Linked DNA regions of Homo sapiens: all the other regions are linked to region 1. The links are chromatin loops, found by intact Hi-C in ENCODE. Cell type or tissue: B cell. All regions are shown on one strand. Region 1 overlaps MGMT (O-6-methylguanine-DNA methyltransferase). Region 2 overlaps MGMT (O-6-methylguanine-DNA methyltransferase). Region 3 overlaps MGMT (O-6-methylguanine-DNA methyltransferase).

What was found. Peaks named below come from ENCODE experiments on the same cell type or tissue, not always from the same donor. Only the 100,000 strongest peaks of a DNase experiment are listed, where the experiment ranks them.
Region 2: a loop joins it to region 1, with 7 times the contacts of the local background. A loop is called at or near these places in 4 of 110 quality-filtered maps.
Region 3: it touches region 1 in a loop (20-fold over the local background); 2 of 110 quality-filtered maps call a loop at or near these places.

The regions. Positions count from the first base shown.
Region 1 is chr10:129,551,069-129,553,568 of GRCh38, forward strand. All of the region lies in intron 2 of MGMT (O-6-methylguanine-DNA methyltransferase), which reads left to right. Among named protein-coding and RNA genes, the nearest start is that of MGMT, 85 kb to the left of the region's middle. RefSeq lists an enhancer at 968-1,047. In B cell, no CTCF peak of the experiment used is centred here; a DNase peak (open chromatin) is centred at 1,243.
Region 2 is chr10:129,604,726-129,607,225 of GRCh38, forward strand. The region is part of intron 2 of MGMT (O-6-methylguanine-DNA methyltransferase); the gene reads left to right. Among named protein-coding and RNA genes, the nearest start is that of MGMT, 140 kb to the left of the region's middle. RefSeq lists a silencer at 1-33. In B cell, no CTCF peak of the experiment used is centred here; a DNase peak (open chromatin) is centred at 1,526; H3K4me3 peaks cover 1,280 bases; H3K27ac peaks cover 611 bases.
Region 3 is chr10:129,471,909-129,474,408 of GRCh38, forward strand. The region is part of intron 1 of MGMT (O-6-methylguanine-DNA methyltransferase); the gene reads left to right. Among named protein-coding and RNA genes, the nearest start is that of MGMT, 5.9 kb to the left of the region's middle. RefSeq lists enhancers at 1,501-1,650, 1,531-2,220. In B cell, no CTCF peak of the experiment used is centred here; a DNase peak (open chromatin) is centred at 1,403; H3K4me3 peaks cover 881 bases; H3K27ac peaks cover 2,454 bases.

The DNA.
Region 1 (2,500 bases):
GCCCAGAGGTGCAGGGCAGCTGCAGCACCAGGGTGGACAGATGTTGATGATCAGTGGGAAGGAATTCAAAGAAATAGAACATTCTACACAAATGTGGGGAGGTATCTTTAGTAAAAACAGGACCCAAGTACATGCAAAGTGCACTGTGAGGGAGAGAGATGCTCTGAAGAAAGGCACTGTTTTTACATTAATGAGCATTTAAATGATGCTGGGTTAACCATTTGGCTTTTTGTACCTTGTCACCATCTCCTTTATGGTGTGATTGGACTTTCGAGAGAAGGTGGAGGAAGGTTAATAGATAGGTAGGAGAGTTGCAGGCAGGAAAGACAGAAGGCCCCGGGGATGATAGGTGGGGCAGAGGGAGGGATGGAGAGGTGACTTCAGGAAGAGCATCAGCTGCCGCAGGCCAGGGCACCCTCAGGAAGCAGGCCCCCCATGCTTGCAGCTGCCCCCGGGAGCCCTCATCCCCAGTCTGACAACTCGAGGTAGATCTGGGTTGCTCTTTATTTTTTGATGATTTTTGCATAGTTTCAAGGATCAGTGTCTTCTACACTGATATTCTATCTCTGTAAGTTTCTCCGAGGTATTTTCACCTGTACTGACATTGTAGTCTTTCCTTACTCTCTTATTTATTTATTTACCAGACCCCACCACTGGGTGCAGTGATCAAAACCAAAATATCAAACCAGCACCAGAAACTCTTCAGCAGACCGGTGGAACATGCCTTAGAGAAAGCCAGAGGGGTCAGGCATAGCCTCCTGTGCCTGGCCTGCGCTCGCCTGGGAAGGGCACCCCTCGCTGTCCAAGAGTGACCCCAGGCCACAGAAACCACGCTGAGTACCAAAGGCGAGTCCCCAGGGTGTGGGCAGGCTCCTTGCTGGCATGTTCAGCCCAGGCTTGCCGGAAGTGGGGCTCAGGCTCTGTCTGTGGGATAATGATCAGAAGCTTGGCAGTCATGGGACCAGGATAAGAAGAACCAAAGGACAGCTCTCCTCTCATGGTTATGGGCCAAAAAATAGGTGATTGTTTTAACTGTGGAAACTGACCCACTAAGGGGGACCTGCTGAGAGGAAGGCCAGTGGGGCCGCAGACAGGAGGGGAGGCCACAGCCGCCCACCCGCTCATGGCCGAGCGCCCCGTTTCCTGAACATGTGGGAGGGGCAGGCTCCCCACATGGGAACCACTGGGCCGTGACTGTGGCGCTCCAGCTGCTGGCAGTGCACACCCGGTGGGGCCCTCTGTGGCTTGAGCTGCGTCACCATGACGCTGCATGCCCAGGTGGTCATCCAGGAGGATGACTCTGTGCAGACCTGTGTGCCCCCGGGCCTGGGCCTCCTGCACCCCAGAGGTCAGTGACAGTGGAAATTGCCACAGACGTGGGTTTGTGGCCTTCAAAGCCTTCAATGTCACAGAATTCTGAGTCTTTAGCTAAATTAAGTACATGTTCACGTGAGTGTGTGATTTCTCCATGAGGACTGAGCCTCATAGTTTGTCCCTGTACCGGTGTCAGTTCATCGCTTTGGTCTTGGTGGAGAATTCTGCATCGCAGGCACATCGTCTGGTTAGCGGGAGACATGTTTGGCCAGCGGTGAAAGACTGCCTTGCCCGAGTTCCTGAGACTTCGGGGCTACTGATGGCAGGGAGAGGCTGGCCGAGGGCAGGGCCACGCGGTCCCCTTCTGCTGATGTCCGTGAGGACTGGGCACAGCTGCCAGAGTCAAGGGCACGGAAGTGCAAGCAGTCCGTCCTTTTCTGAAGCCTGCTCTTTTTGTTTTTCCCCACGTGTGTCACCTTTTAACGTTTTTTTCCTGGCTTTTTCATTAATGTATGTAAAAATATTAAAAGCCCTTGTATATTACATGAAAAACTATGTCAGCTGCCTTGCTTTTTTCTATTTATTAAAACTTTTCAAGCAGTAAAAACATTTTACTTGTTAATGAGGGAAAGTGGGAAAATTAATGACATAGAGCTTGGATCCACCACGATGTCTCCTCTTAACCATGCGCAGCCAGCTTCCCACCGCATGGAGTTTAATTTCTGCGATAGGGTTCAGTAAGCAAATGCAAATAGATTTAATGATTTGCATCAGTAGATCATTTCTCAGTTTAATATCCTCTGATATTTTGGGTCAAGGACTCTTTCTTTGGGAGACTAGTATAATTTCTAGAGGTAGAATTATTAATATTAGTGATATTACATTATGTTGAAGTGAAGTGAGATAGATGTATCATTTTCACAAAGTCAGATTTCTGCGTGACTTTTATTCATTGTGGTGCAAAGGAAACCCTGGCTGCTGAAGTAGACTTAGGAGCAGGCAGAATTCCTGGACGCAGGTGCCTTGGAGTGAGGTGACCCTCTCTGGCCCCCAGCACCTTGCGAGCAGTGGTTTTTGCATCTGTTCACCAGCGCATGTGAACCTGTGGGCCCGGGGGACACGTGGTCCATTTTTGTTGAGTACGTTCAACAAAGGAATGAATTAAAATGAGAACTCTTTTCAGCAA
Region 2 (2,500 bases), 54 kb after region 1:
CTCGCCGCCCCACCCCCTCCCCCCGGCTTTCAGGCTGTGACCTCAAGGCCTTTTATCATTTTCACAATGATGTCTCCAACAGACCTTTACCCCAGTCTCAAAAAAGATACTGCCAGAGCCTGCCTTTGCTTTTTGTTTAGTCTGCTTCGGGCTGCGTCAATAAAGATAGCAGAGGGGTCAAGAGAAAAGAAGTGAACGGAATCACAGTTTTGGTGTTGAACCCTTAAATGGGGGCCCCACTGTCTCTGCTGTGTAGCAGGCACAGGATTATCTGTCTGCCTTCTGAGATTTCTTTTAATGTTTTACCAAATTAAACATGAACAATTTCAGGATGCAAAAACTTGACTGCATCTTGTTGTTTCTTAAATAAGAGCACTTTAAGAAGGCAATATATGGAGATTCTTTTGTGGGAAAGATGTTTCAAATGGGTTATTACTGGCCATTGAAAGAAAGAAAAAGAGGAAATGCATCGAGGCCTCATTTTTTGGCCTGCACATTTGATTATTTTATTTTAAATGCCATTTCAAACATAGTGTAAACTAATGATATTATTTTTTAAAAAACTTACTCTACTATTTGCGGTCCTTGATCTTTAATTTCTTTTAATGTCAAAATTATTTATTTGGCCAGTTCCATTCCAGATGTGACTGTTGAGGGCACATTAATTTCTATTCTGTTTTCATGGGCCCCTGTCCCCATCTGTACATCATTTCTGACTTCCGTGTGCTCCCTAGGGAGTTCACTTATTCATATTGTAGGTTTCATTTGCTGTGTAAACAGAATAAACAGACAATGCAAAAATCCCCACAATACCAGAAAATAATTCTTTTCAACAACATAGTGGATCATATTTAAAAAAAAACATGGAAAATGCAATACATGTGAAGCCCATTTTTTCCACTTTATTGTCCTCCCGAGGAAAGGCTTGTGTTACCAGTGCATTTCCCTTGAATTTGATAAGTTCATTTTTATTAAAAATCCATCCCAAACAGCATTTTACGATAATTCTCAAACACGTGTTGTGGACATTTCTTTGTTTTGCGTATTAGCTTGGTCTTGCGGGTTAATTCGGAATGTGTTACTCAACTGGTATGTGCTTGCGTGGCCAAAAACACCCGTTGTGCTGTGTGTGTGTGAAAAGCAACATTCAAGAACGGTGATTTTTTTTTTTTGACATTTACAAATAAAGAGGGACATGAGTTATTTATGCTCCAATGTTGCTGCAAAGTCCTTATCTCCATTTGGCACTAAACAAGGATTTGTTGTGGGATTTGTGAGGGCTGCGCAGTGCCTCTGTGCTAAGCACCCAAAACTCTAGGGGACTGGCACTAATTTCCTCTCTCTCGTAAAACAACGTAGTATTCATAACAACTCAAGAGGCTTGACATAAGTAATGATGGCATGTGCAGGCGAAGATTACCACCCAACAGTGTAATCAAGGTGCTAGGTACTAATGCAAGTTAAATTGAGACAATAATGCCGAAACTTGCATTGTGGGATTAGGAGGGCACTTGAAATGCTGACGTGAGCACATCCTGCCTGCCTGCCTGTCTGGCGCTCCGTTCCTGTTTATACTTAATGACCTCAAAATTTGTATGTCGTTAACACCGTGTACTGAAGTGGGAGAGAACACGGTTTGGGAGGGAGAAGACTCCCTGTCTTCGTTGACTTTTGTCTCTTTTGGTAATTGGTGGCTTTTCCTGCCGTATTAGGGAGCAAAGCGTGCAGCGGGGAGGCCCCTGAGGTCTCTGTAAACATGCTGTGGGCACCGAGGGCCTCCGCACCCGGCGCTAGGCAGTAATTTACATACTTTGAATGAAAAGTCATTTGTGCCTGCAAAATTGTTATTGCTGGAAGAAATTTAAATACTAGTCATATGGAAATTTGAAATAAAGTCATATTAAATTTTGATGCTCAGATCAATATTGTGGAGCCCCGGTAATTAAAGTGGGTTTGTTTATTTGGCTCCTTATAAATAAAAAGGGCTTAATACAGACTAATTACACAGAATCTTTCGTCTACGGTGGGATAATAATGGCAGCAATTTAAAGTGATATTAAATGAGAATTAATAAAGGAATATTGAGTCACTTTGACTGTATTAAGCTGTGAAATGATTCCTCATCTCAATTTAACTTTCTGTCTTGAGCATAATGTTTGATAAGCAATGCATTTTTGTAGGAATAATCTATAACAGTATTTGACTGCAATATTTAATAACAACTAGACTTGTGACTTTATGTTGTTTTTAAATGGGCTGGGAAAGCCCGTTTTTTCTCTGCAAATTTATAGGACAACTTAGAGGGTTCTTGCCCTATGGTAGCTTCACAAGAGTTCTGAGTTGGCACCCTCCGGTTTGGGAGGTAGGTGGAGATGGCTTTGACTTTTGTTCAACTTACAAGGGAGTAACTTCTTGGAAGTGCAGTCCGGGCCAGCAGAAATGGTCATAGTAGGCCATGGTGGAAGGAGAATCAGAACCACGCGTAAATCCTCAGAAGGAA
Region 3 (2,500 bases), 79 kb before region 1:
GAGAGACGTGAATCTCTTCAAATTGCAAACCCAACATGTTATTATTGCTTTTGAGTTTTCAGTTTTGTGGTTATGACAAGATGCAGATGTTACCAAAACTTTGGCGTCAGTTTTACAAACACACGCGAAGCACGGGCAACCCGTATCATATTTCACCCCTTCTTTCCTTTTGAGAGGGTTGTCTTGTTTTTAATCCCCCTCTGGGTCAAGGCATTTTCCTGGTCTCAGGTGAGGGTGCACTTTCAGAGGCACAGCTGAATACATTTTGTGGGACTGAATTGAGCTTTTCTACAGGAAGTGCCAGGCCGTGTGTGGGAGTGATGCTGTTTCCTAGCTGGGTCCCCCTGGGCAACTCTTAGCCCTCCAGGCACCTCCTCATCCATTGGGTGGGGACGATTATGCTTATTCGGTCTACCCGGGTAAGTATAGGCACACGAGACAGTAAATACATATTTTTTTAAAAGTAAAATTTCTATCCACTACATGGATAGAAATTTTAATTTGGAGCTGAGTCTCACGGAAGGATGAAACGAGAAGACGGCGAAGAACCATTTCGAGCCCTCGTTTTCCCCCCAGTCCAATCCGAATCTGTATTTTGCAGATCTGCACACACCCAAGCCCTCACTGGGGGCATGTGCACGGTGGTCAGAAGTGCACCTTCTGGGAACAGATGGGCTTCCGTTTGGACCTGCTTTACAAGTTACAATCCTGTGCCCTTGAGCAGAGTTACTTAACCTTCCAAGGCCAGATTTCTCCAAAAGCAGGGCCAGGGACAGTTCCCATCCAGAAGGAGGCCTGGCGCTGGGGAGGCCTGAATGAAGGCGGTTGGTGTTTGCGGATGCAGAGTCGCTCTGTTTTGGTGGAGGCAGGACTGGAGGTCGGGATCACTTGGCCACATTTGCCACCTCTGGTGCGTCTGAGGTCACAGTGCATTGTCTGTGTGCAGCATAAGGTAGTTCCCTATTCATTTACTAGGTCCCTGAAGTCCTTTTGTCTGTAAAGAGGCTACTGGCTCTGCCACCTGCTTCTGTCTTTTCACAGTAGACATTCTCGACGTGGCAGCATTCTAAAGGTTCAGGTGTGCCACATCGGCCTAGAGTGGGCAGGTGGGCTTCATGTGTGCTCCTAGGGGCACTTGGCAGTTGCTGATAGCCCGAGACACTGGGAGCCTTGACATTATTCATCTGTTATATTGAAAGAACTTCCCAAAGGACGGACACAGGATCTGACACGATGGCAGTGGCCAGGAACCAGCAGTGACACCAGCATGTGACAGTATTTTCCCATGTGTGACGGCCGTTTAGATCACAGCAGTGAGGGGTAACGCAGGTCCGCTGGGTAAACTTGGTCAAAAATGGGAAGTCTGCAGCATTTCGTGTGTTTGTGGAAATGGGCCTTATTTTTATTTGGGGTGTCTCCTTAATCTCCTGTCATGGTTCAGCTCACCCTGGTGGTTATTCTGGGCGTGCTGCGCTTGTTGCCTTGTACAGACCAACTTAGGAAAGGCTCACCACCACCCCATGAAGGAGAAGGCGCTGTGAGTGTCTTTATTTTGCATATGAGGAACCCGGGCCTCGGAGAGTTTGAGTGACTTGCACAGGTCTCCTGGGATAGAGGTAGAGTTTTGTTTTCAACCCAGATTTATTTGATAACCAAGTGCAGGCTCATAACCACTTGTGCCAGGCTGGCTTTGCAACGATGAGCCTGAGAAGCTGTTAGAAGTCCTTTAAGGGGCAAGACAGGGTGTAAACAGACACAGACCTGTTTATGTAGCTAATGTTTTCTGAACATCAATGTGACCAAGTGTTGTCTTTAGCATTGTGGGAAAAGCAATTCGCCCAAGTGTATTCCTGCTTGAAGGCGTTGAGCCGTAGCTGAGGCTGGGTGCAGTGAGGACTTGGGGATGGCAAAGCTGTCCCTGCGTGTGCCTTGTGCCTACCCCGCACCCCACTAGAGAGTGGAACGACCAGGGCAGTGGGGCCAGAGGAAAGATGGGAGGATGCAGAGGGCCAGCCATGTCCCGGGACTGTGCACACGCTTCACCATGTCCCTGCAGGCCAGGGACCCATGCCTGATTCCCTCTGAAACATTTGCGGGACTGTGGCTACCGGTCAGGTTTCTCCAAGTGGCCCAAGGGGTGGGCATTTTGAGCAGAGCAGTGGGACTATGGATGCGGGTACATTTGGGGACCTGGCCATAGTTGAATTTGAGCAGGGTGTGGCAAGCATGTGGGGCTGGACAGGAAGGCAGAGCTAGCCAGTGGGGCCAGGGCCTGCGGAGCCCAAATGCTGCGCTGGGTGAAGGGCCTTGGGAGTCTTGTGAGTGGGGAACACTAGCCTGTCAGTGCTTCCCAGAGAAGATCACGGGGCTGGCAGGGGACTGATTGGGGCAGAGGATGCAGGATGGTGGCAGCAGGCCTGGCAGGGCGGGGACAGTTCCAGGAGGTATAGCTGGGGTCAACCCTGGTGGCTTCTGGTGAGAGCGGAGCAGGTGGGAGTCG